Linked DNA regions of Mus musculus: all the other regions are linked to region 2. The links are chromatin loops, found by intact Hi-C in ENCODE. Cell type or tissue: heart. All regions are shown on one strand. Region 1 holds the start of Myrip (myosin VIIA and Rab interacting protein). Region 2 has its middle 23 kb from the start of Gm38642. Region 3 has its middle 17 kb from the start of Myrip.

What was found. A loop is a pair of places that touch in the nucleus more often than their neighbours do. Peaks named below come from ENCODE experiments on the same cell type or tissue, not always from the same donor. Only the 100,000 strongest peaks of a DNase experiment are listed, where the experiment ranks them.
Region 1: it touches region 2 in a loop (3.0-fold over the local background); 6 of 42 quality-filtered maps call a loop at or near these places.
Region 3: it touches region 2 in a loop (2.7-fold over the local background); 3 of 42 quality-filtered maps call a loop at or near these places.

Annotation. Positions count from the first base shown.
Region 1 is chr9:120,300,487-120,308,486 of GRCm38, forward strand. Myrip (myosin VIIA and Rab interacting protein) reads left to right here and starts at 3,587. Exons shown (of 17, transcript NM_144557.5): 1 at 3,587-3,714. In heart, a CTCF peak has its summit at 3,026; DNase peaks (open chromatin) are centred at 3,055, 3,425 and 3,935; H3K4me3 peaks cover 2,200 bases; H3K27ac peaks cover 555 bases; H3K27me3 peaks cover 6,666 bases.
Region 2 is chr9:120,187,626-120,195,625 of GRCm38, forward strand. No RefSeq gene overlaps it. Among named protein-coding and RNA genes, the nearest start is that of Gm38642, 23 kb to the right of the region's middle. In heart, a CTCF peak has its summit at 3,996 (motif pointing right); no DNase peak of the experiment used is centred here; H3K4me3 peaks cover 912 bases; H3K27ac peaks cover 686 bases; H3K27me3 peaks cover 1,603 bases.
Region 3 is chr9:120,283,370-120,291,369 of GRCm38, forward strand. No RefSeq gene overlaps it. Among named protein-coding and RNA genes, the nearest start is that of Myrip, 17 kb to the right of the region's middle. In heart, no CTCF peak of the experiment used is centred here; no DNase peak of the experiment used is centred here; H3K27me3 peaks cover 1,072 bases.

The DNA.
Region 1 (8,000 bases), 110 kb after region 2:
GAAATGAAATTATGAAATTCATGGGAAAATGGATGGCTCTGGAAAATATCATGTGAGGTTAACCAGAGCAGAGAAAGAGAAATGATGTATATTATCTCTCATATGTGACTCCTAGATTCTAGAGAGAGTGTGTGTATGTGTGTGAATATGTGTTTGTTGATATGTGTGTGTGAATGTGAATATGTGTGTTATGTGTGAGCGTGTGTATGTGTGTGAGTATGTGTATATATGTGTATGAGTGTGAATATGTGTGTACAAGTGTGTCAATGTGTGTATATGTGTGTATTGTGTGAGTGTGTGAATGGGTGAGTGTATGGGTATGTGTATGAATATTTGTGTGTGTATAAATATGTGTGTGTGAGTGTGTATGAATATGTGTATGTGTGAATATGTTTATGTGTGTGTAAATGTATATATAAGTATGTATGTGTGAATTTGTGTGAGAGTGTGTGATTGTGTGTATATGTGTGTGAGTGTGAATATGTGTGTATATGTATGTAAATGTGTGTATGTGTGAATGTGTGTTCCTAGAGGTCAGAGAATTTGCAAAGGCCCCCTGAGAGGTAAAGTGGCTCCCTGTTGGCCAGCAAGGGGGCGTGGCTCCCCAGCAAGGGGGTGTGAATCCCCAGTAAGGGGGCAGGTGCAAGAGGTAAACACTGGCTGGTTTTCACCACCCTGCCCATCTCATCTTCTTGGCTTACAAACTGTTGGAATACCCCAGTCTTTGTTCCTTGAGATGGCTCAGTGATAAAGGGTACCTGGTGACCTAGCATTTAATCTTTGCACATGCTGTAAGAAGAGAACTGTGCTGGCTGGTTTTGTGTGTCAACTTAACACAAGCTGAAGTTATCACAGAGAAAGGAGCCTCCCTTGGGGAAATGCCTCCATGAGATCCAGCTGTAAGGCATTTTCTCAATTAGTGATCAGGGGTGGGAGGGCCCATTGTGGGTGGTGTCACACCTGGATTGGTGATCCTGGGTTCTATAAGAAAGCAAGCTGAGCAAGCCAAGGGAAGCAAGCCGGTAAGTAACATCCCTCCATGGCCTCTGCATCAGCTTCTGCTTCCTGACCTGCTTGAGTTCCAGTCCTGACTTCCTTTGGTGATGAACAGCAATGTGGAAGTGTAAGCTTATTAACCCTTTCCTCCCCAACTTGTTTCTTGGTCATGATGTTTGTGCAAGAATAGAAACCCTGACTAAGACAAGAACCAACTCTCAAATGTTGTCTAGTTCCTTAGGGTTTCTATTGCTGGATAAGACACCATACCCATGGGTGCTCTTACAAAAGAAAACATCTAACTAGGGCTGGCTTACAGGTTCAAAGGTTTAGTCCATTACTGTAGTGGCAGGAAGCATGGTGGTGTGCAGGCAGACATGGTGCTGGAGAGGTAGCCGAGAGCTCTGCATCTGGATCCACAGGCAACGGGAAAAGAGAGTGACACTGGGCCTGGCTTGGGCTTCAGAAACCTCAAAGCCCACCTCCAGGGACACACCTCCAACAAGGGCATACCTACTTCATGGTCACTGCTCCTAATAGTGCCACTCCCTATGAGCCTATGGGGGCCACTTTCATTCAAAACCTCACACTTCCACGTGCATGCCTTGGCATCTGAATGCCCATGAACACATACAATAAATATTTAAAAATCATTGCAGCCTTTACAGTGCGTACAGACTGGATTTGTTCAAGAAGTACATAGGTATTTTATTTTTATTTTATGAGTATTTTGCCTGTATATAGGTCTGCCTGCTATTTGCACGCCTTCTTCATGTGGTCAGAAGGCTTCGGATTCCCTGGAATTGGAGTTACAGATAGTTGTGATCTGACATGTGGGTGCTGGGACTCAAACTCTGGTCCTCTGAAAGAGCAGACCGTGCTATTAACTCATGAGCCATCTCTCCAGCCCAGGGCAGGGGGATTTTGTTGGGTGATGTAACATGCACTCTGGGAAACAGAAGACTGAACTCAGTCCTGGAATCTTGTAATTCCAGCCTAGGGGATGGTGCCGCCCACAGCTGACGGGTCTCCCCATAATCAAGATAATCCTGCGGTGGAATGCCCAGAGGACCACCTCGTAGGTGGTTCTAGTTTGTCTCAAGTTGACAGTTGCAATTGATCATCACAATCATAACACATAGCTTTCCCCCAGAGAGAGCACACTTTGGTTGTGCTCAGTGGCAGGAGCTGAGACACTGGCAGACAAAGGTAGGAGGGAGTCTTGTGAACGGTTGAATGTTGGACTGTGTGGATACTAACCGGGCCTACATAAACAGATTTAGAACGGAAAATAAGTAAAATGTACACAAAATAAGCTTTCTTTCATTTTAGCAGTTTAAAAATCCCTCAAGGGAGGAAACCGTTTCTTTAGAGAAACCAATTTAATGCCTTACACGTTCTTAATTTTCCTCCCTCGTTGCTCCGCAAAGGCGCTTCCCCCCCCCCCCATCTACCTTGCATGCATTTACATAGGACACGACCTCAGCTCATTGACCTATGAGATTTAGAACTGAGATTTAGATTTTGAAATCACCGCCGTAGCGCTATAGAAGCTTTATTCTGACGGAGTCGCTGCTGCCAGGCAGTTGACACTGACAGGTGTTCCCCAGTCGACGCTGCTGAGGCTTAAGTAGTTGGTCTCAATATCCGGGGCCCTGGGCTTGCTGGATGAGCAAGTGCGGCCCTAGATTGCAGGACAATCTCAACTCCTTGTCATCCTTTGGGGACCATGGACTGCAAGCACGCGCCCCAGAGCACTCCTCACTGGCAGTATTCCAGGACTCACTATCCCAGAGGTGCAGCGGTTATGGGGGCGCACACAGGATTAGAACCCCCTGAGCCAAGTGCGAGGTAGTCAGTGTGTGTTGAATGAGCGAGCGTGGCTAGCTCAGTAAATTCCCTGGAGAAGAACGTAATCCAGACCGGAATCACAACGGTGCCTTAAAAATACCTTGGGGTGGGGGGCAGTGAAGTGAAAGATGTTGATGCAGGCGGGCCACGAGTCTTTGGTGAGGCTGGAGCCAGCAGGTCGCGCTGTTCCTAGGACTAAGAAGGCCCAGGTTGCGGTGACCCATCCTTCAAGCGGGCGGGTCTCCAAGGATGCAGAGCCTGACTTCAATACTAGGGATGACCTGAAGCTAGGGCTGGTTGAGTAGGGGTGCTCACGATCGCGACCCCCGCACCGCACTGCGCCGCAGCCCGCAACGACCCGGGTGCGCGCAGCCCCAGCCCCGCCTCTTCCCTATGCGCCCCGCCCCTCCCGGCGCGTGCCACCCGCGCACCCGGGGAGCTCGCGAGGAACCCGCGGGGTAGGCGGCCGGTGTCCCGGCGCAGGCGCGCTGGTGTCGCCGCCGCTCCCGCCAGCCGCCCCGCACGCGCCCCCGCCCCGCCTCCGCACGCGCCGCCGCCCCGGGCGCCTGTGATTGGCGGTCAGCGGGGCCCGCAGGTGGCGGCGGCCGCAGTGGCTTGGGCTGGCGCTGGCTGGGAGCCTGGAGCGGGCGCCTCCCTCGCGCCGCGCGCCCTCGTCCTGCCCGCGCTGCCCGGCTCCCGCTGTGACTGCGGCCCCAGCTCGGGCGCACCGGCGATCTGCAGCCTCGGGATCGCGCGCTGGACGCAGGCTGCGGCAGGTGACCCGGGGCCATCCGAGGCGCGGTGGCTGTGAGCCTGGCCGCCATCCATGAGCTCCGCCGCGGACCCACTCCAGGCCGGCCACCCCGGGTGAGTCCTCCAGCTCTCCCCTCCGCGCCCGCAGCTCGATGCCATGCTTCCCTGCCACGTTGCCGCAACTTTTGGGGTGGGTGTCTGAAGATGTCGCGCGCGCGGTCCCCCGCACCTGGTGCGCGTCTGGGGCCAGGGCTGCGGGACATGGCCAGCCTGCCTGTGCGGAGGGGACGGTGGGGTCTTGGACTTAGCCTCGACAGAGTCAGATCCGCCTCTTTCCGTGGCTACGGGGGCGGGAGCTGACCCCTGCGTTTCCCCGATGGCCACGTAGCGCTCGGGATGCGGTGCGCCGCGCACCTTGCTAAGGGATCCGCGCACCGGCGGGCGCCTCAAACCACCCGGTGCGCACCCGGCAGCTGGCCAGCATGGACCACGTGACTCTTTTAGACTCTTAATGTTTGTAAAATGGGGCTAATTAGGTACTCGCCGAAGGTCATGGCCAGGGCACAGCGTTAACCCCCAAGGCAGACTGCGTCTGGGCTCAGCCCCGGGTTGCCTGAGGAGGAGAGGTGCGCTGGTGAGGCAGGCACTGGGCGAGGTGTTCCTTCGTCCTGCTCTCTTTCTCGGTTCCTCCTATCTTCAAAGACAGGAGACTTGTTGAGGTTTCGAGCTCATCCGCAGGGTCTCAATAGCGGTTTCGGGGGGTGGGGGGGTGGTTAACGTCTGGCTGTCTTCCGTGTGAGCGTGCTGTGGAGCATTTGTGTGGTGGGAACGCTCACAGTTGCCGCATCCGAGGTTCCATCCTCTTCTAGTCACTCAATTGACTGATGTTTCTGCAGAGTGTGGAGTCGAGGACTCTGCTAAGCGCCAGGGCTTACATAGACTGTGTTTGGCTTCTGGTCTCCCAAATAAACCTTGTCCTCAGGACGTGTGTCCCAGCCACTCTTCCAAGACACACCAAAGGGAGGGAGCTGACACACCGAAAAGCAGCTTTCTCTGAAGATCTCTCCCATCCGCTAAAATTCCTTGAAAATGGACTACATTTCTATCCGCCCCACCCCTTACCTATAATATACATTTTGTTTATTATCTTGAGACTTTCCCAGGGACGGGAGAGAGATTGTTCCTCCTGCCCTGCCATTTCCCTGTTCCCACATGTCCTTCTCACCCTCTGACCTCCAGCTGCAGTTTTGATACTCAGTGATGACACTGTTACACATAGTCCTGGGATAATTGACAGGCGTTTTTTTTTTTATTTCTTTCTTTCTTTCTCTCCCCCCCACCTCCCCGCTCCTGGGGCTCCCGGGGTACGGTGTGAAAAAGCGCTGGGGTTGTGGTACCAGGTAGAGGGAAGATGTTGTAAGGGATCTTTCGGGAGGAGTGGTATGGAAATGAGGTGATTTCAAGGATTTGACAGCAACATCAGGACCCTGTTTGCAGATCTAAATATCTTTTTCTAGAGATATTTAGTTTTGGTAAAGCTTTGAAGACTGCTTTCCATCTTCAGATTGGAATCCAGTGGGTAGCTGTTTTCCTGATCTTCCCCCCACCTATGGAGGGGGTGCCTCTGAACTAGAAGTTGTGTCTCTTTAGCTGGGGACTCTCTGGAGGTCTAAGGAGAAATTGCCTCCCCTCCTCCTCCCCCCTCGTGGTGTATGGTTGTTTCTGGGCATGTGTGTGTATATATAGTCAAGCATGTATGTCTCTCTGAAGATGATGTCTGTGGCAGGAGTCTTTTGAGATCTGGATTTTATCTTTCTGTGTGGGAGAGGGAAGGATGGAATTCACTCGAGTTTGGGAAAATGTCCTGCTAGCCACATCTGGTGTTAAACTAGCAGTCTTGTAGATCATGTCCGGGGTGGGGTGGGGTGGTGGTGAGGTGGTGGTGAGGTGGTGGTGAGGTGGGGGAGTGGGGTAAGAAAACATGACAGTGAGTTGGTATTCAGGGAAAGCAGAACTCAAGGTCTTCAGCCCTTGGTCAATTTGTCTTAACATGTTATTAAAGTATAATTACAAAAAGTTTTATAGCTCAAAAGTGTATATTTAGGGCTGGACAGACAGCTCAGCAGTTAAGATCACTGGCTGCTCTTGCAGAGGACCTGGGTTCGATTCTCAGCACCTGTGTGTTGGCAAATAACCATCTGTAACTCCAGTTCCAGGGAATCTGACATCCTATTTTGACCTCTGCAGGCACAGAACACACATGGCACACATATATACACCCAGGCATGTATACACAGATAAAACAAAATAAAGTGAGTAAATATTTAGAGTGTATATTTGATGGATTTTAATAGACAAGCCACACCTGTGTATCTGGTGTCCAGACTAAGAACAAAAAGCTTCGTAGTTTCCCTGTAACTCATGAAAGGCAGCAGCCCCAGAGGCAGCTATCACCTTGTTTAGTTTGGCCAGGCAACATTCACTTCATCTTTATCCCATCATTTGCCTATCAAGCTGAAATAAGAGCTTCCTAGTTCTATGTCCTTTAAGACAGTGTCTTACCTATAGCTCAGGGTTCATGGGATTCTCTACATAGTCCAGGCTGAACTCAAACCTGTGGTGTTCCCCTGCCTCAGACTCTGGAGTACTGGTATTAATGGTGTGAGCCATCTCTGGCTTAATTTTTTTTTAAACCTTCCTTTTTATCGAGCTCAAACCAAGAGTCCTTTATCTACGGCAGACAACTAGTAGAAAAAGTCTCATCTTAGGCTCTGGGTTGGCTGTCCCCCATCCACGAATGATCAGTGTTCTTTGATTGGGGTGATGGGAGACCCCGGGTATAGCAGTGGGGTTCAGTTTACTCCCTGTATCTCTCTCTCATCTTAAGTGGTGTGATATAAATGAAAAATATGAATGGCTTTATTTCTAATTCCTCAAAGTCAAAAGTTGGATGGAATCATAACATTTCAACTCATCTACGACCTGTTGGGGCTGTTGCCTCATAGTGGCCACATGTTAGCTGGAGAACCCAGACACCCACCATCACGACAGGGATAAAATCCAACAGCCCAGGATCTCCAGAAACAAATAATGTTCATAAATAATGTTTTCTGCTCTCTGATCGGAAGGCCCCTTTTGGTCCCTACTACTAAGTCCATGGATAGACTCCATCTGGGGTTTGGGAGCTGTTTTGTGATCTGGGCCAATGCTGCCTTTTCCTCAGTCCTGTGGAACTATGGTGGCACATCCTTGGGGTATTAAAGAAAGCTTGGCTAGGTATGTGTGTTATATATCAACCTAGAATCCCCCAACAGTTTGAAGGTTCTCTTTCATAAGGCCAAATGGCTTCTTTCACAGAGCACTATCTATGGTGAGTTTTAAGGAATGGATAGGTTACTGGGATACGTTCAGCATCTTGCAGGGAGAGTTCAAATCAGGAGGAGGAGGAGGTGAGGATGTGGGATCTGGCGTGGAGAAGGCTAAGTGAGGCAGCCCCCTGTAGATGCCTGTGCCGATGAGTGTTGTCAAGTCATCAGAGGCTGTTTGGAGTGCTGTGTTCTTTTGGTGACTGTATTCTTTCTCACCACTGTGACAAAACTCCTTCTGAGAGCAATTACGGAAGGAAGGATTTGTTTTGCTCACAGTCCCAGGACGCTCGCTGTCATGACTGGGTAGGTATGGCTGCGGGATCACGGATGTAAGGTTGCTGTCTTAGTGAGGGTTTCTACTCCTGCACAAACATCATGACCAAAAGCAAGTTGGGAAGGAAAGGGTTTATTCAGCTTACATTTTCCACATTGCTGTTCATCACCAAAGGAAGTCAGGACTGGAACTCAAGCAGGTCAGGAAGCAGGACTGATGCAGAGGCCATGGAGGGGTGTTACTTACTGGCTTGCTTCCCCTGGCTTGCTCAGCTTGCTTCTTTATAGAACCCAAGACTACCAACCCAGGGATGGTCCCACCCACAATGGGCCCTCCCACCCTTGATCACTAATTGAGAAAATGCCTTACAGCTGGATCTCATGGAGGCATTTCCTCAACTGAAGCTCCTGTCTCTATGATAACTCCAGCCTGTGTCAAGCTGACACACAAAACCAGCCAGCACAGTTGCTGATCTCACATCTGCATCCACATCAGGAAGTGGAAAGATGATGCTGGTGCCCCACCCAGTTTTCTTGGGACCCCAGTTCATGGTACAGTGTCACTCACTTTCAGGTTCGCTTTTTCTTCTTCAGTTAAATGTCTCTGGAAACACCCTCGACAGACAGGCCAGAGCTGTGTCTCCCGTGTTTCCAAATGAGGTGCAGTTGACATTGAAGATGTAGCACGTGGAGGTGAGAATGGGCAGTGCTTGGGTGCACTGGGTACTGTACAGTGCCTTCCTCTTTCCAGGTCTGAGA
Region 2 (8,000 bases):
TGCCAAGGCTATTGGCTGCCTTGCACAACCTGACTGTAAGGCTCCGAAGCTGAAGATACCACTTATCTGTGCCATTGAACGCAAAGAAGTTGAGCTGGTGCCCAACTGTGGGTGCTTCATCCCCACCAAGTAGCTGGCAGTCATGGTGCTGGAAGATGCTCCGCAGACTACCAAAGGGGACAGGTGGTCATCCCGATCACCTGGCTGAGACCAGCCTGTAGGATAGACTGGCTCAACACAAACGTTACAGGAGTAGCCAACCACTTTTTTGATTGGCTTTAAGGCCGACCCCATGAGAAGGAACCCATTCCTGACATTGCTGAAGTGCCCGAGAACCCTAGAGGAGGTTTTCCCCCAGCCCTGGGACCTGCTATTAGTCTGGTAAAGAAACGTAGCAGTGAGTTGACTCTTCCTTACGTACTGCTGTGCTCATAGATCAGAAAGCCCGACCCACATCCAAGGAGCTTTAAAGAAGATGGGAATCCACACGGAGAGCTACAACTGGACAGTGTTTAGAGAGTGAGAGACTTTGGAGCACTCAGTCCCAAATGGGCTGTCTCCATCAAACCCCTCCCCACCAGGCTTGGGGAGCTATGCAGAGAGGAGTGGAAAGCTTGTTAGAGCCAGAGGTGACCATGACTCCAAGGAAACAGCGACTCCCAAGCACAACAGGGCTGAGATAAGCTCACAGAGCAGCCAGCAGTGTGCCTAAGACCCTCACAGGTTCCAGACAGATGAGCCCCAGCATGGAGAGAGGGAAGTAGACATGGAGTCCCACTCCTAACCAAGAAGCTATCTGCGATGGATCTCCACTGGAAAAGGGAAAAATCTAAATATAAGGGCAAATATACAGTATTTGCTCTTTGGGTCTAGGTTACCCCTCTCGGGATGCCTCTTTTCTGGCTCCGTCATAATTTCATTTTTAACACCTAAATAATATTCCATTGTATAAGGTCATTATCTGTTCATCAGTTAATGCCCACCTAGGCTGTTTCCAGTTTCTGGTGATTATGAATAGAGCAGCTATAAGCATAGTTGGGTGAGTGTCTCTAGAGTAGGCTGTAGGTCCTTTGGGTAGATGCCCAAGACTGGTCTAGCTGGACCTTGAGGTAGATTTATTCTCAGTCTCCTGAGGAACTGGTTTCCACAGTGGCCATACAAGGTGTACTTCCTCCAGCAATGAAGGAGTGTCCCCTTACCTTACATCCTGGCCTGGAGTGTCCCCTTACCCTACATCCTCGACTGTACACATTGTCATTTGTTGTATTGATATTAATCATCTGACTCTTTCAAATGATGGTGTCTTTTGCCATATGGAAGCTGTTCATCTTCATAAGGTCTCATTCATTGGTTGTTGTTCTTAGTGCCTGTGCTATTGACGTTCCGTTCAGAAAGTCTTCTTCTGTGCCAATGAGTTCAAGCCTATTCCCAACTTTCTCTTTAATCAGTTTCAGGGTATCTGGCCTTACACTGAGGTCCTTGATCCAGCACTATTTGTTGAAGGTGATGTATTTTATCCAGTGTATGTTTTTGGCTATTTATTTATTTTAAAAACTAGGTGACCATAGGTATGTAAAATTATGTCTGGGTTTTCAATCTGATACCATCAATCAATATGTTCATTTTTATGCCAATGCTGTGTGGTTATTACTATATCTCTATAGTACAACTTGATATTGAAGATAGTGTTACCTCAATTGGTTCCTTCATTATTCAGGATTGTTTTAGCTATTGTGGGTGTTTTGTGTTTCCATATGAGGCTTGAAACTGTGTTTTCAGGTTCTGTGGAGAATTATGTTGGAATTTTGATAGGTATTGCATGTAATTTGTAGGTTGTTTTTGGTAGGTATCCGTTTCACAATCTTAGTTCCACTGATCCATGAGCATGGGAGATCTTTCCATCTTCTGATGTCTTCTTCAGTTTCTTTCTTTGAATTCTTAAGATTTTTATTGTGCAAGTCTTTCACTTCTTTGGTTATCCCTCAAACTCTTTTGAGGCTTTTGAAAGGTATGGTTTCCTTGATTTCTTTCTCAATTTTCTCCACCCTACTTTGTTAGCTGGAGTCAGTGTCTCCAGATTACCACTTTCTTGTTGTTTTTCTCCAAATTCCTTGAAGTCAAGCTCGTTTGTCAAACTTCTCAGGAAATAGAAACAATCTGTGTATGCACGGGGATGTTCGTTATCAAGAACTGGCTTGTGAGCCCAAAGGCAGAGCAGTTCTAATATCCATGCTTACAAACTGAGGATCCAGAATATGAGAGCTGATGGTGAGTCTGAGGAAACCCAAGAGCCTGAGGCCAGGGAGACCTATTGGGGTCTGTACTGGCTGGTTTTGTGTGCCAAGTTGACACAGGCTGGAGTTATCACAGAGAAAGGAGCCTCCTTTGAGGAAATGCCCCCATGGGATCCAGCTGTAAGGCATTTTCTAAATTAGTGATCAAGTGGGAAAGGACCCCTTGTTGGTGGTGCCATCCCTGGGCTGGCAGTCTTGGGTTCTATAAGAAAGCAGGCTAAGCAAGCCAAGGAAGCAAGCCAGAAAGGAACATCCCTCCATGGCCTCTGCATCAGCTCCTGCTTCCTGACCTGCTTGAGTTCCAGTCCTGACTGACTTTGGTGATGAACAGCAATGTGGAAGTATAAGCTGAATAAACCCTTTCCTCCCCAACTTGTGTCTTGGTCATGATGTTTTGTGCAGAAATAGAAACCCTGGGTAAGACAGTGTCAGCTCCAATCCAGAGGCTGAGAGCCTGTGAACATAAACAGGTTCAAGTCCAGTGGCAGCCAGTGTCACAGCTTGTCGGGGCTATGTGGGCCATACACTGACTGGATGGGGCCCATGCTGTGTCTCCACCCTTTAACTCTCTACGCCACCACATCAGTCTACACTTAGATTTTCACGTTATCCAGAAACATCCTCCGTAGGAACAGACCCAGTCAAACTGCCGCCCATCCCGCATCACCCCAAACAAGTTTTGTGTCCACTTACACTGAAAAGGTTATTTTCAGAAGTGGGTCTTCAGAATTTCTAAAACTCATAGAATAAGGGGGATTAAAAGTTGTCTAGTTACACACACAAAAAATGACTCATTAAGCAATAATAAAAGTAGGACTTTCTCTTTTTTCCCCCTCAATTCCTCTTAGTTCTTTGAGAATTTTGTACAAAGTTATATCTGCCCCGTCCCCAGCCTCTCCCATTCTCTTCATCCCCTCTTCCCTCTCCACCTAATTTTGCCCCCCTTTTAGTCCACCAAGTCACTGCAGTTGGCACACCCACATAATCTGGTGGGTGCCCACTGGACCGGGGTGCTTTCACTTAGCAGGGCCCACACCCTTAAAGAAGACGGACTCTTCCGCTCCTAGCAGCCATTAACCGCCAATGGCTCCTCCTCAGGTGTGGGGCTCACACTTATCCCCTTTCCACACTGGCGTTCGGTGGGCTTAGGTTTGTGCAATGCTTGAGACCGCTGCCACAGCCACGGGTGAGCTCATATGTGCAGCTGTCCTGCTGTATCCGGATGGGTCTCTTTCCCTTTCGTTATCCACTGCCTCTGGATCTTACAGTCTCTCTGCCTTTTCTCCAGCAGCGGTTCCGGAGATGTCGCTTTTCAGCTGAGCACACACACACACACACACTCTCTCTCTCTCTCTCTCTCTCTCTCTCTCTCTCTCTCTCTCTCTCTCTCTCTCTCTCTCTCTCTCTCTCTCTCTCTCGCTCGCTCTCCTCACAGCCTGGAGGCTCTGTGGGTCTCGGTGTTAATCGCCGCCGTCTATTGTAAAAGAAGCTTCTCTGTTGAGGGCTGACGGACGCATTGATCTGTGGGTATACGTCATTAGGAGCTGGTTTAATACTGTGACCATTTCGCACTGCCCGCTCCTCCCTAGCCCCTGCATCGTCTCCCCCCACCCCACCACCTCCATAGCCTTTCTCAATTTCAAGCCCATTTTCCAAAGACACCTGAATAAACGGCCACTAGAGGGCAGCACCGGCTGCAGTTTCTCCTGAAACCTCTGAACTTTTCAGTGGGGCCAAGGCTGACAAAGGTTGGCTTCTAATTACCACCATACTCATGGTATACAGAGAGATTTTTCTCTTCTTCAGGAATAGTAGGCAATTGAGAGCTTTGTCATAGAGGCAGCTTTTGAGTCAGAATTCGTCTTGACTTTGATTTGATGGAAATGCCCGCAGAAGGGGGACTGGATATGCTTACTGCTTCCTTCCTCGGGCTGATGACACAGAGCAGCCGTGCGTAGCTCTCAAGAGCAAGCTGCATGCCAGTGTAGGTGTGGCCAGAGCCCCAGCTCAGGAGAGTTCTCATTCCAGAGGAGTATGGAGCCATCATCGACAGGACAGACAAGCTAACCCCAAGGCTGAGGTTACCGCAGACAGAAACAGCCAGGCAAAGCCAAGGCTTGGTCAGATCCTACGTTTGTGGTATCAGCTTTACACAGCGACAGGAGCTGGGGTGCTGATCAGGATGCTCACGTTAATTTGGACCTTGAAGTCTCATTGTTTGGTGCCTGGTAACAACAGCCATGGTAAAAGAAGAAAATATTTGTGATACCAGTGACTCAGCATGTTGTAAAATATTGAGGCTGGCTGGCCAACAAGCAAACAGAACAAACGAACCCCCCACAAATACTCCTCCTCATGAGGCCAGCGTTGATGCTGTAGGGCTTAGTGGGCAAAGGCTTGGTATGCAAGTGTGAGACCCTCAGTTTGGACCCCAGGGACCCATGGAAAGCCCCACACGGTAAGACAATCCAGTAATCCCTCTGCTCCTGTGGATGGAGGCAGATGGCAGCGAATCCCCAGAAATTCACAGGCCAGCTAGCCTGTTGTGTGTAGCGGGAAACAACATGAGACTTGGATTCAGTCAAGGTGAGGCAGTTACCTGCAGCTCTCCTCTGATTGTCACCTGTGCACTGGGCACACGTGTGCCTGCACTCACTCATGAGCACACAAGCATGGGGATAAAAACACAAAAATCCTTAGGGAAGCGGTGTCATAATTACATTGGATATGTTCCCTTCTGTGGCAGGTTCCATCCTGCCTCGAATTGGACAGCGTGCGATTACCAAGTGGGAGGGGTCGCCCAATGTTTCCAAGCCCCAGTCTCTATGTAGCCTGCCCAGAGTCCACTTGGCTTGGCTTCTGAGGCCTCACCCTGTGCTCGAAGCATCCTGTCAGCTTCTTCGTGAACCTGGAACCTGCTAGGCAGAAAGACAAAAGGAAATCCTGAGGTCAGCAGAACAAGCCTGCAGAGTGGTTGATCCACTTTCAGAACACGTGGATGGCTGGCGCTATGCTAACTCCGCATTCCGCTATTTTTTGCCAAAGCCCATGACTCTGTAGACTGCAGCTGAGGGTGTTTTGCAGGCAGATATAGCTTTGAGCTCTTTTGTGAGCTTGGCTCTGACTCCAGGAGGTCTTGATGCACACGAAGATCTGAAGAAGAGGATATGCCAAGAGGAGTTATGCAAGCCTTGCAGAAAGAGTGAGACTTCCTACTTGGAGAGTAGAAGGGAGAGGAGGAAGCACAGTAGGACTACAGCTTCCTGGACTCCCCCAGGAGCGGCCATTTTAGGAAGAACAAACCTCTCTGTCTCCACTACTTTTATTTTTTCCCATAAAAAATATTCCATGCATCCATCCATACATGTATGTATACAGGTATGTATGTATGCATGCATGTATATATGTATATATGCAGGTATGCGTGCATAGCTATATGTATGTTCATAGGTATGCATGTGTGCATGTCTGTATGTATATATGTAGATATGATATGTATGTGTGCAGGTATGAATGCATATATACATGTATATATGTATGTCTATATGTATGTATGCAAGTATGTGTGAGCACATGTCTGTATGTATGCATGCATCTCTCTCTCTCTCCACATATATATTTATATATGCAGGTATGCATGCATGTCTATCTGTATGTATGCAGGTATGCATGCATGTAAATATGTGTATATACACAGATATGTATGCATGCATACATGTCTATATGTATATATACAGATATGTACGCATACACATCTATATGTATGTATACAGGTATGCATGTATGCCTATATGTATGTATGCACTTGGAGGTAGCAGTTCATGTGTGGAGGAGTAGGGTCTGAGGATAACTTGGGGCAGTCATTTTTTCTCCATTTTGAGTTTGCAATAGTGGTTTTCCTTGAGCTTCCAGAGTTTTGTTCGATGAGGGCAGATCCCTTTGTCAAGTAAATCAGAGATTTTTATATGTCCCCTTCTCTCCATTCACACTGAGATGGAGAAGAAAGCAAGAATGACAGGTGGCCCCTGTCTTAATTTCCCACAGAGGCAAACGCGTGGCTGGGCACACTCTGTTGCATGGCTTTGGTCAGATGAAGTCTGATTCCTCAGTAGCGGTACTCAGCCAGGTGCAACTCCTCGAGATCTCGCTAGGGAAATTAGGTAGCGTCCTGCCCTCTGACCTGGAAGAGATCAGCAGTTGTGATTCTCCTTCATGGAAGCACAGCCCACTTGGGTTGTTTTTGAGGCTTGGCTTGATCTCACCTGCTGTCTTCATGCTTGTTTGCGTGGGCTGAGCACGGCCCTTACAAAAGAGTCAGCTCGGAGTTTCCTCCAAAGGCACGAATCCCCCACTTGCAGGGTGGTGGCCCTGTCCTGTGATCTTAGTGCTCAGGAAGTGAAGGCAGGAAAATCCAGAGCTCAAGGCTACCCTTGGTCACACAGAGAGTTCAAAGCAAGCCTGGGCTACCTGAACCTTGTCTCAAAACAAACAAACAAACTAAAAAGGGCTGGGAATACAGCTCAGTGGTAACACACTTGTCCCAGCACACAAGGGGCCATAGGTTCAATCCCCAGCACCACAAAACCACAAACAAAACAAAGCAAAGTGAAACAAAAGGCCCTCCTCGTTTTTATGTGTGTGTACGTACGTGTGTGTGTGTGTGTGTGTGTATGTGTGTGTGTGTGTATGTGTGTGTGTATGTGTGTGGTGTGTGGTGTGTGGGGTGTGTGTGTGTATGTGTGTGTACACGTGTGGTGTGTGTATGTGTGTGTATGTGTGTGTGTATGTGTGTGTATATGTGTGTGTGTATGTGTGTATGTGTGAATGTGTGAGTGTGAGCGTGTGTGTGTGTGTGTGTGTGTGAAAGAGAGAGAGAGAGAGAGAGAGAGAGAGAGAGAGAGAGAGATTTAATTTCTTAGGGATGATGGCTACTTCTGCATGAATTCATTATTCAATATATATAACTCTAGTTTAATTTATCTAACTTTCCACATTAACTAGAAGAACAAAAAAAGAACACACTAACATAAAATTTTCAAGTGTCTTTTTCTTTTTTTGAGTCAGCATCTTGTGTAGCTCAGCCTACCCTCAAACTTATAATTGAGGATAACCTTGAACGCTGCTCTTCCTTCCTCTACCTACTGCGTCCTGTGCCACCACACCATGTTTTGTGTAGTGTTGTAGGATTCATAAATGACACTTAAGTGTTCTACCCATGGAGTTAGGCCTCTAGTCTCTAGAGTGCCTATTCGTGTTGCTAGGGTTGGGTTCATTGTCCTCGGATGAATAATTTGTATTGGAAATCTACAAGGGTAGGAAATATCCATCAACTCTTGTGTGTCTGTGTGTGCAAATGCAAGTCCAGGTGAACATATATGCTCGGGTAGAGGCCACGGGCCAACCTCAGGCATTATTCCTAAGGAGGCTGTGGGGTAGCCTCAGGCATTGTTCCTTAGGAGGCCATGGGCTAGCCTCAGACATTATTCCTTAGGAGGCCATGGGCTAGCCTCAGGCATTGTTCCTTAGGAGGCCATGGGCTAGCCTCAGGCATTGTTCCTTAGGAGGCCTTGAGCTAGCCTCAGGCATTGTTCCTTAGGAGGCCATGGGCTAGCCTTAGGCATTGTTCCTTAGAAGGCCAGGGGTCAACCTCAGGTGTTGCTCCTTAGTCATCATCTCTGGCGTTTCTTGAGACAGAGTTTCTCACAG
Region 3 (8,000 bases), 96 kb after region 2:
AAGGACAGCCAATCATTGGAAGCCACATTAAAAAAAAAAAAAAAAAAAAAGGCTGGGTGTGGCCGCAGCTGCTCAGAATCACAGAACTGGGGGGCCAGAGCTACTTGGATCTCTGGGACGCACTAGGCCACTAGCTCAACCTTATTGGATAATTCCAGAACCATGAGAGCTCACACAGCTGTCGATGCGAGTACCCCCAGAACCACACAACACATTGCCCGTGCAGCGGTATAAGGGCCATGTCTGCTATTCACAGTGATGGAACAGAGAGAACCATGTTGCCATGATTTCAACAGTGATATCAACCATCTAACACATCACATTTTAAAGACTGTGCAGGCGATGTGCATCTCGGCTGGGGAGCCGAAAGTAGGGCTAAACAGAAGGCGTGTGGGAAGGCAAGGAAGCAGGCAACCTTTCGAGTACGTTCAGCTCTCTCTCAAAAAAAAAAAAAAAAAAAAAAACCTTTCAGGATACAAACCTCGCCACAACACGGAGATTCCAAGTACCCATCAAACATGCCAGCCTCTCCGAACAGAGCTGAGGCAGTTCCCTAACAAGCAGGAGTGTTCTCAGAACATAAAAATATCAATGCCTTTTTTTTTTTTTTTTTGCCTGTTAACTGTGATTTGAGAATTAGCAACTTTAATTATGAACAAAACAGCAAAGATTAGAAAGCACAGTAAGGCACACGGATGGATGGATGGATGGATGGATGGATGGAAGCCTGTGTTCCATTTCCTTGGCTTGGCTTGCTGAGCCCAGAAATTGCTTGATCTTTCTAAGCCTGCACTTTGGAGTCTCAGAGTGAAAATATTAACGAAGACGAATTGATATAAAAGTGAATAAGTGAATTTGTTTGTTGCTGTAAAATAGATTTATTAACTCTGTTAGTTCTTATTTATGACCTGGTCAGCCTCGCATAATCCTATGATTTATTTAATCAGCATTAGCACAATTACTGGGCGATTAGCGCTAAACTATTTTTCTATGGTAGAATGGCTATTTCCTAGCTGCGTGCTCCAGGTTACTTGCTGTTTGAGTCTCGCACAGGCTGTTTGGGCTCCAACAGTCTGTCCTCAGGGGACATTTCTCCGGCCACATGCTCCTGGTCTATCCTGTCTAATGGAGAAATCCTGCTCTCTCTGTCTTCTTTCTCCTTCTCTCTTGTTCTCTCCCTCTCCCTCTCTCTCTCTTTCTTTCTCTCACCCTACCTGCAACCCTTCCCCAGCCTGGTAGCTGAAGCCCCGCCTACCTCTTCTCTCCACTAATTGGCTGTAGCCGCTTTTATTTAACCAATAACTTTAAATTGGGGAGCAAGGTTTCCACAACAAAGGCTGGTGTATGTGAGGATTCACTTGTCTGAGAGTAACCAGGTCTTGGGGTTCAGAATTCAGCATTTGTATGCACAGCTTTAGACCAATAACCCCCAATATTTGTTGTTGTAACAAAATACCTGCCAAAAAAGGCAGCTTACGGGGGCTCAGAGGTTAAGAGCACTGACTGCTCTTTCAGAAGACGCGGGTTCTATTCCCAGCACCAACATGGCGGCTCACAACCACCCATAGTCCCAATTCTAGGAGATCTAACCCCCTCGTCTGACCTCCATGAACTCATATGCATAAATAAATCTTTTTTTTAAAAAGCAAGTTGCTAAAGAAAGATTCATTTTGACCCACTGTTTAGACAGTCCAGCAGGGTGGGAAGGTGTGGGCGTGTTTACGGTGGCAGGAACATGGCACTGAGACTCCTCACATCAGCGCAGGGCAGAGAGCAGCCGAGGGGGAGATGGACAATTATTTTTCCATACTGTTCTCTTTAGGACCCCAGGATGTGGGACAGTGCTGCTCACATTCAGGACGGGCATCCCCTTCTCCGTTAATCATCTCTGGAACACTCTCACAGACACACCCAGAGCCGTGTCTCCCAGGTGATTCCAAGCCCAGTCATGTTGACAGTGAAGACAACCTTTTGTAAGATAAATGAAATAAAACTCTCAATGTACAGCTGCTCTGGAAACACGAGGATAAACCAAGCTACAAGCTAAGCCATAGCCAAGCCGACAGCCATGAAACTGACTGAGACAGGAATGGGGGTGGGGTGCTGTGGAGGCGCGTCGCTCCTTACCTGGATTTGTGTGAATTCCACTTTGAAATCACGCCTGTGCTTTATATGAGTAGAAATAAAATTGGAAAGAGAAAGCCAATAAGCTTGTGAGGGGAAACCTTAAAATGAAGACACAGACACTAACAGATGCATCTAACGGTACTTCTCATGAATCACACGGGCAGATTGGTGTTGCTGCAGAGAACTCAGCCGGGTAACCTTCTGGTGCCCTACTGTATCAGTCAGGGTTCTCTAGAGTCACAGAACTTATGGGTGGTCTCTGTATAGTAAAGGAATTTGTTGATGACTTACAGTCTGCAGTCCAACTCCCAACAACAGTCAGCAGCAGCTGTGAATGGAAGTCCAAGGATCTAGCAGTTGCTCAGTCCCACACGGCAATCAGGCGAAGGAGAGAGGGAGAGAGGGAGAGAGAGAGAGAGTCTTCCTTCTTCCAATGTCCTTATGTAAGTCTCCAGCAGAAGGTGTAGCCCAGATTAAAGGTGTGTGCCACCATGCCTTTAATCCCAGGTGACCTTGAACTTGGAGATCTCCCTGTCTTAATCTTCTGGAATTCACTAGGCCTCAAGATCTCCATGCCAAGATCCAGATCAGAAACTTTTATCTCCAGCCTCCAGATTAGGATCACTGGTTGAGCCTTCCAATTCTAGATTGCAGTTCATTCCAGATATCGTCAAGTTGACAACCAGGAATAGCCACTACAGGTACTATCATGTCTGTCGACTCGAAGGTAACCCCCCCTGGGAACGAATGCTGAACTTGGGATCGTCACCCCGTGGCCGTCATTCTAAAACCATCTGCCATACGTGCTAACTTTGAACATGCAAGCAAACACTTAGGGTGGGGAGCTAAAAAGAAGCTTGTCATGCCGGCTGGTAATTGACCACAAAATCAAGATGCTCAATTTTTTTTTTACTATTTTATTTATTTATTGTGTGTGTGTGTGTGTATGTATGTGTGTGTGTCCTCATGCCACAGCACACATGTGGAAGTTAAGGAATAACTGGACTGACAAGGAGAAAGGTGGTTGCAGGGGGAGGAGTGTCAGTTTTCTTCTTGGATGTCCCCTGGTAGGCAGAGGGCTGTATACGCCCAGGCACACACAGGCAGCACCAACTCGCTGGTTAAAAAAACAAGTTCATGAAGTTAGAAGGCAGATAGGGTGTGGAGGAGCTGGAGGGGAGGACAGGGTGGGGATATGATCAAAACAGATTGTCTACACGTATGACATTCTCAAATGAAAGCTAATGTGAAGGAACAGGTTGACTAGCAAAGATTTAATGAGTTAGTGCTTAATACATAGAGATGTTGTTATGGGAGAAACTCACTATTTGTATTACAGGAGAATAGTGACTGTTAGGTATAGAAAATCCACAGGATCATTGTCCTCTTAAACTGCAGTGTGGCTGTTCATTTAGGCAAAAGCTATCAGTGGACACGGACACCATGAAAAGACAAGTTCTTGGGGGATGGGGTAGTCACCTCCCAGCTTGCCAGCTTGGACTGTAGTAGAATTGGTCTGTTGTTGGTTCTCCACCCAGGGGGAGTGGACACTTGTTCAGATTCCCTGGAGTAGTCTCACACCACAATATTATCTCAGTGCAGGGTCTCTTGTTAGATCTTCAAGGTCACAGAGATGCACATTCAATGTCAACGCAGGATGCACATTGGACCCAAGCCAAGCTTTGCCCTGACTGATGTGTATAAGGTATGAGATATCTATCTGTTCCTGTTGCATAGGATTGTGTTAGCAAGATCCATAGCCTGGTGTTAGCAAGATCCATAGCCTGGTGTTAGCAGATCTATAGCCTGGTGTTAGCAAGATCTATAGCCTGGTGTCAGCAGATCCATAGCCTGGTGTTAGCAAGATCCATAGCCTGGTGTTAGCAGATCCATAGCCTGGTGTTAGCAAGATCCATAGCCTGGTGTCAGCAGATCCATAGCCTGGTGTCAGCAGATCCATAGCCTGGTGTCAGCAGATCCATAGCCTGGTGTTAGCAGATCTATAGCCTGGTGTTAGCAAGATCCATAGCCTGGTGTTAGCAGATCTATAGCCTGGTGTTAGGAGATCTATAGCCTGGTGTTAGGAGATCTATAGCCTGGTGTCAGCAAGATCCATAGCCTGGTGTTAGCAGATCCATAGCCTGGTGTTAGCATATCCATAGCCTGGTGTTAGCAAGATCCATAGCCTGGTGTCAGCAGATCCATAGCCTGGTGTTAGCAAGATCCATAGCCTGGTGTTAGCAAATCTATAGCCTGGTGTTAGCAAGATCTATAGCCTGGTGTCAGCAGATCCATAGCCTGGTGTTAGCAAGATCCATAGCCTGGTGTTAGCAAGATCCATAGCCTGATGTTAGCAGATCTATAGCCTGGTGTTAGGAGAGCTATAGCCTGGTGTCAGCAGATCCATAGCCTGGTGTCAGCAGATCCATAGCCTGGTGTTATCTGATCCAAAGGTTGTAGTAGTTTTATTGTTTCTCTGGGAAAGAAGGAAAACTCCAGGTTTTCCTGGTTACTGAAGGATATGTTGATTTGGGGAAAAGGTTTTGTCTTTGTGCTTTTGGAAAAGGTGACCCATAGGACAATGCTAACACATCCATAGGATGTGTCAGAGGATCCATAGCATGGTATTAGCAGATCTTCTATAGGATGGTGTTATCCTATCCAAAGGATTAGCAGATCCACAGCTTGATGGATGTCTGAGAGGATTAGCATGTGGAAGATAATCTCATTATGCCTTGAGGTGCCGGGTGAGAACATTATTAAAGCGTAGGCTGTGGCAGAGATGCAGAGCTCTCCCCAGAATCCACTTAGCACCCGTGTGTGGAATGAGCTAGCTCCTGGCACAAGGAGAACACTTTGGTTTTCACTCTCCAGATTTTGCTTGGTGAAAAGTACTCTTCCTCTGTCCTTGTATGAAAACTTCCTCAATAATTTGCTTTCTAATCATTTGTAGGCAATAAAGTCCTACTTGTGATCATTTAAAACTGAAACATGGAATCTAAATTAAAATGATTATAGTCCCAACTGGTTCCCTAGACTTCAAACTTTTACTATGTTTGACATTTATTATTTTAAAATTTTGCTTTTATGAGTATCTGCCTGCATGTGTGTGTGTGTGTGTGTGTGTGTGTGTGTGTGTGTGTGTGTGTGTGTTTTAAAAGAGTTGTGAGACTATGTTTTGGTTATTTTCTTTGCAGCCATGTTGGTCGGATGTGCCCCGCTGGCCCTCACTACCCCACATGTGGCTCCAAGATGAACAGTGGTGCTGTTGCCCAGATGCATGTTAGAAAGAGGAGTGCTCAGGCCACAGCACAGAGACTCACAAAATCAAAGCCTGAATTTTAGGGCTAGGTAGAGGTAGGAGCGTGGATCAGTAAGGTGCTTGCCACACAAGTGTCAGGACCTATATAAGGCTGGGTGTGGTGGCACGCCTGAAAGTTGAGTGCCCAGCAGTGAGGAGAGAGGGAGTTCTCAGAAGCTGGGTGACACTTTCCTCATTGCTATGACAACCTAGACTGACAAAGTGAACTTTCAGAAGGGTTTGCTTGGGCCACAGTTGAGGGGTCAGTCCATCATGGTGCAGAAAGAGGGCATGGCGGCAGGGCCATGTGCCAGCTGCACACTGTATCTTCAGTCTGGAGAGAGAGAGAGGGAGAGAGGGAGAGAGAGAGAGAGAGAGAGAGAGCGCTGGGTTGAGAAACTCCCTCACAGGCACACCCAGAGATTTGTTACTATGGTGATTCTAAGTCCCAGCAAGTTGGCAATCAAGAGGGGTCATCCTGCGGGGTGGGAATGCATGGCTGCAGGGTGCTCTGAAGGGCTGGGAATGTCAGGGGTGCACACCACTCCCACATCTCAGTAGTACAGGAAGCAGAGATGAACACATGTGTTCATAAGGTTTTCTCATCTCCCCTTTGATGTGGCCCAGGACCCCAGCTGTTTCCTGGATCACTGTAGCCCAGAGCAGTCATTTCTCTTTCAAATTAGGTGGCATTTTATCCTTTAGTACTTATCATAGTGTGTGTGTGTGTGTGTGTGTGTGTGTGAAGGTGCACATACAAGAGTGTACATTTGCATGTGGAATCTAAGTGTTGACATCAGGTGATGACATCAGGTGTTGACAACAGGTATTGACCTTCGGTGTTGACCTCCTGTGTTGATGTCAGATGTTGATGTCAGGAGACTTTGTCTATCACTCACCATCTCATCTTTATTTATTTATTTTTTTGATACAGTGTCTCTTCATATATATTCCTGGAACTCACTATGTAGACCAGGCTAGCCTAGAATTCAGAGATCCTCCTTCCTCTGCCTCCTGAATGCTTGGATTAAAGTTCTGTGCCTCTGTGCCTGGCTCCATCTTATTTGAAACAGGGTTTTGCACTGAGCCTAGAACTCTCTGATTCAGCTAGAGTGGCTGGTCAGCAGACTCCTGACTCTTCCTGTCAGCCCCAGAACCCCAGACAAACCAGGGTTTCTCTATGTAAGTGTCAGAGATCAAATGTAAGTCCTCATAACCCAAGGTGGATGGCATTTGAGGAATGATACCCAAGGCTGGCCTTCCATATCCACACAATGTACACCTGTACACACATATTACACACAGACACACAGACACACACACACACACACACACACACACTGAAATTTGCTCCAATGGTTGCAGAGGGTGACAAGTCCTATCTCCAAGATGAAGGCAGGAAATGCAATATCTCAGCTGTGGCCCATCAGCCGGGGAGGGCTAGCCTTGTGTTCTCTTTCAGATTTCAGCTGACTGGATAAGTTTCTTCTCAGGTACTGTGTTAATCTCACCCTCAAGCTCTCACAGAAACATCCAGAATAATGTTTGACCAAATACTGAAGGCTCCTTGTGGTCAAACAACATAAAACTAAATACCACAGTATGTACATATGTGTACATCAACATCAACATACATAATGCACACCATGGACACACGTATGTGCATCTAGTGATTGACATGCTCATCTGGATGTGTGCACAGAGAGACCAGATAGCTCTGTATTACTAAGTGTGTGTGCACGCATGAAGACTGGCACATATGTGCACTGTGTTCAAGAATGTCCACTCAGCAAAAACTTTGCTCTCTGTGCACACACACACACATCCCCTTAAAACAAAACAAAACAAAACAAAACAAGCACACCTAGTAAATGATCAGCCCATAGCATTGTGGCTCACAGTTTGTCAGAAAGAATTTAAATAGAAAATTATGTCTCTAGTCACATGACCTCTTACTACAAATCTCTTGTGAAAAGTTTCTTAAGACAGATTAAGAGGAAGTCATAAATCACTGCTGTAATGTCTGTGCCTTTATCTGCACATGATAGGTGTCTTAGTTCTGCACATGATAGGTGTCTTAGCTAGAGTTTGCTGCTGTGAACAGACACCATGACCAAGGCAACTCTTATAAGGATAACATTTAATTGGGGATGGCTTACAGGTTCAGAGGTTCAGTCCATTGTTAAGACTTGAACATGGCAGCATCCAGGCAGGCATGGTGCAGGCAGAGCTGAGAGTTCTCCATCTTCATCTGAAGGCTGCTGGTGGAAGACTGACTTCCAGAGAGCTAGGATGAGGGTCTTAAGCCCATGCCCACAGTGACACACCTACTCCAACAAGTGACAGAAACATTAGTTTTAAAAACAATGTTTTGTTTTGTTTTGTTTTGTTTTGTTTTGTTTTGTTTTGTTTTTCTGGCCCGTGAGATAGCTAGGGAATAAAAGCATCTGGTGACCTGAGTTTGATCCCTGGGACCACATGGTCAGACAAAATGAGTTCTGCAAGCTGACATCTGACCTCCACAGGTGCCCCGTGGCACATGTGCACTCCCCCATACTCAAATCAATACCTA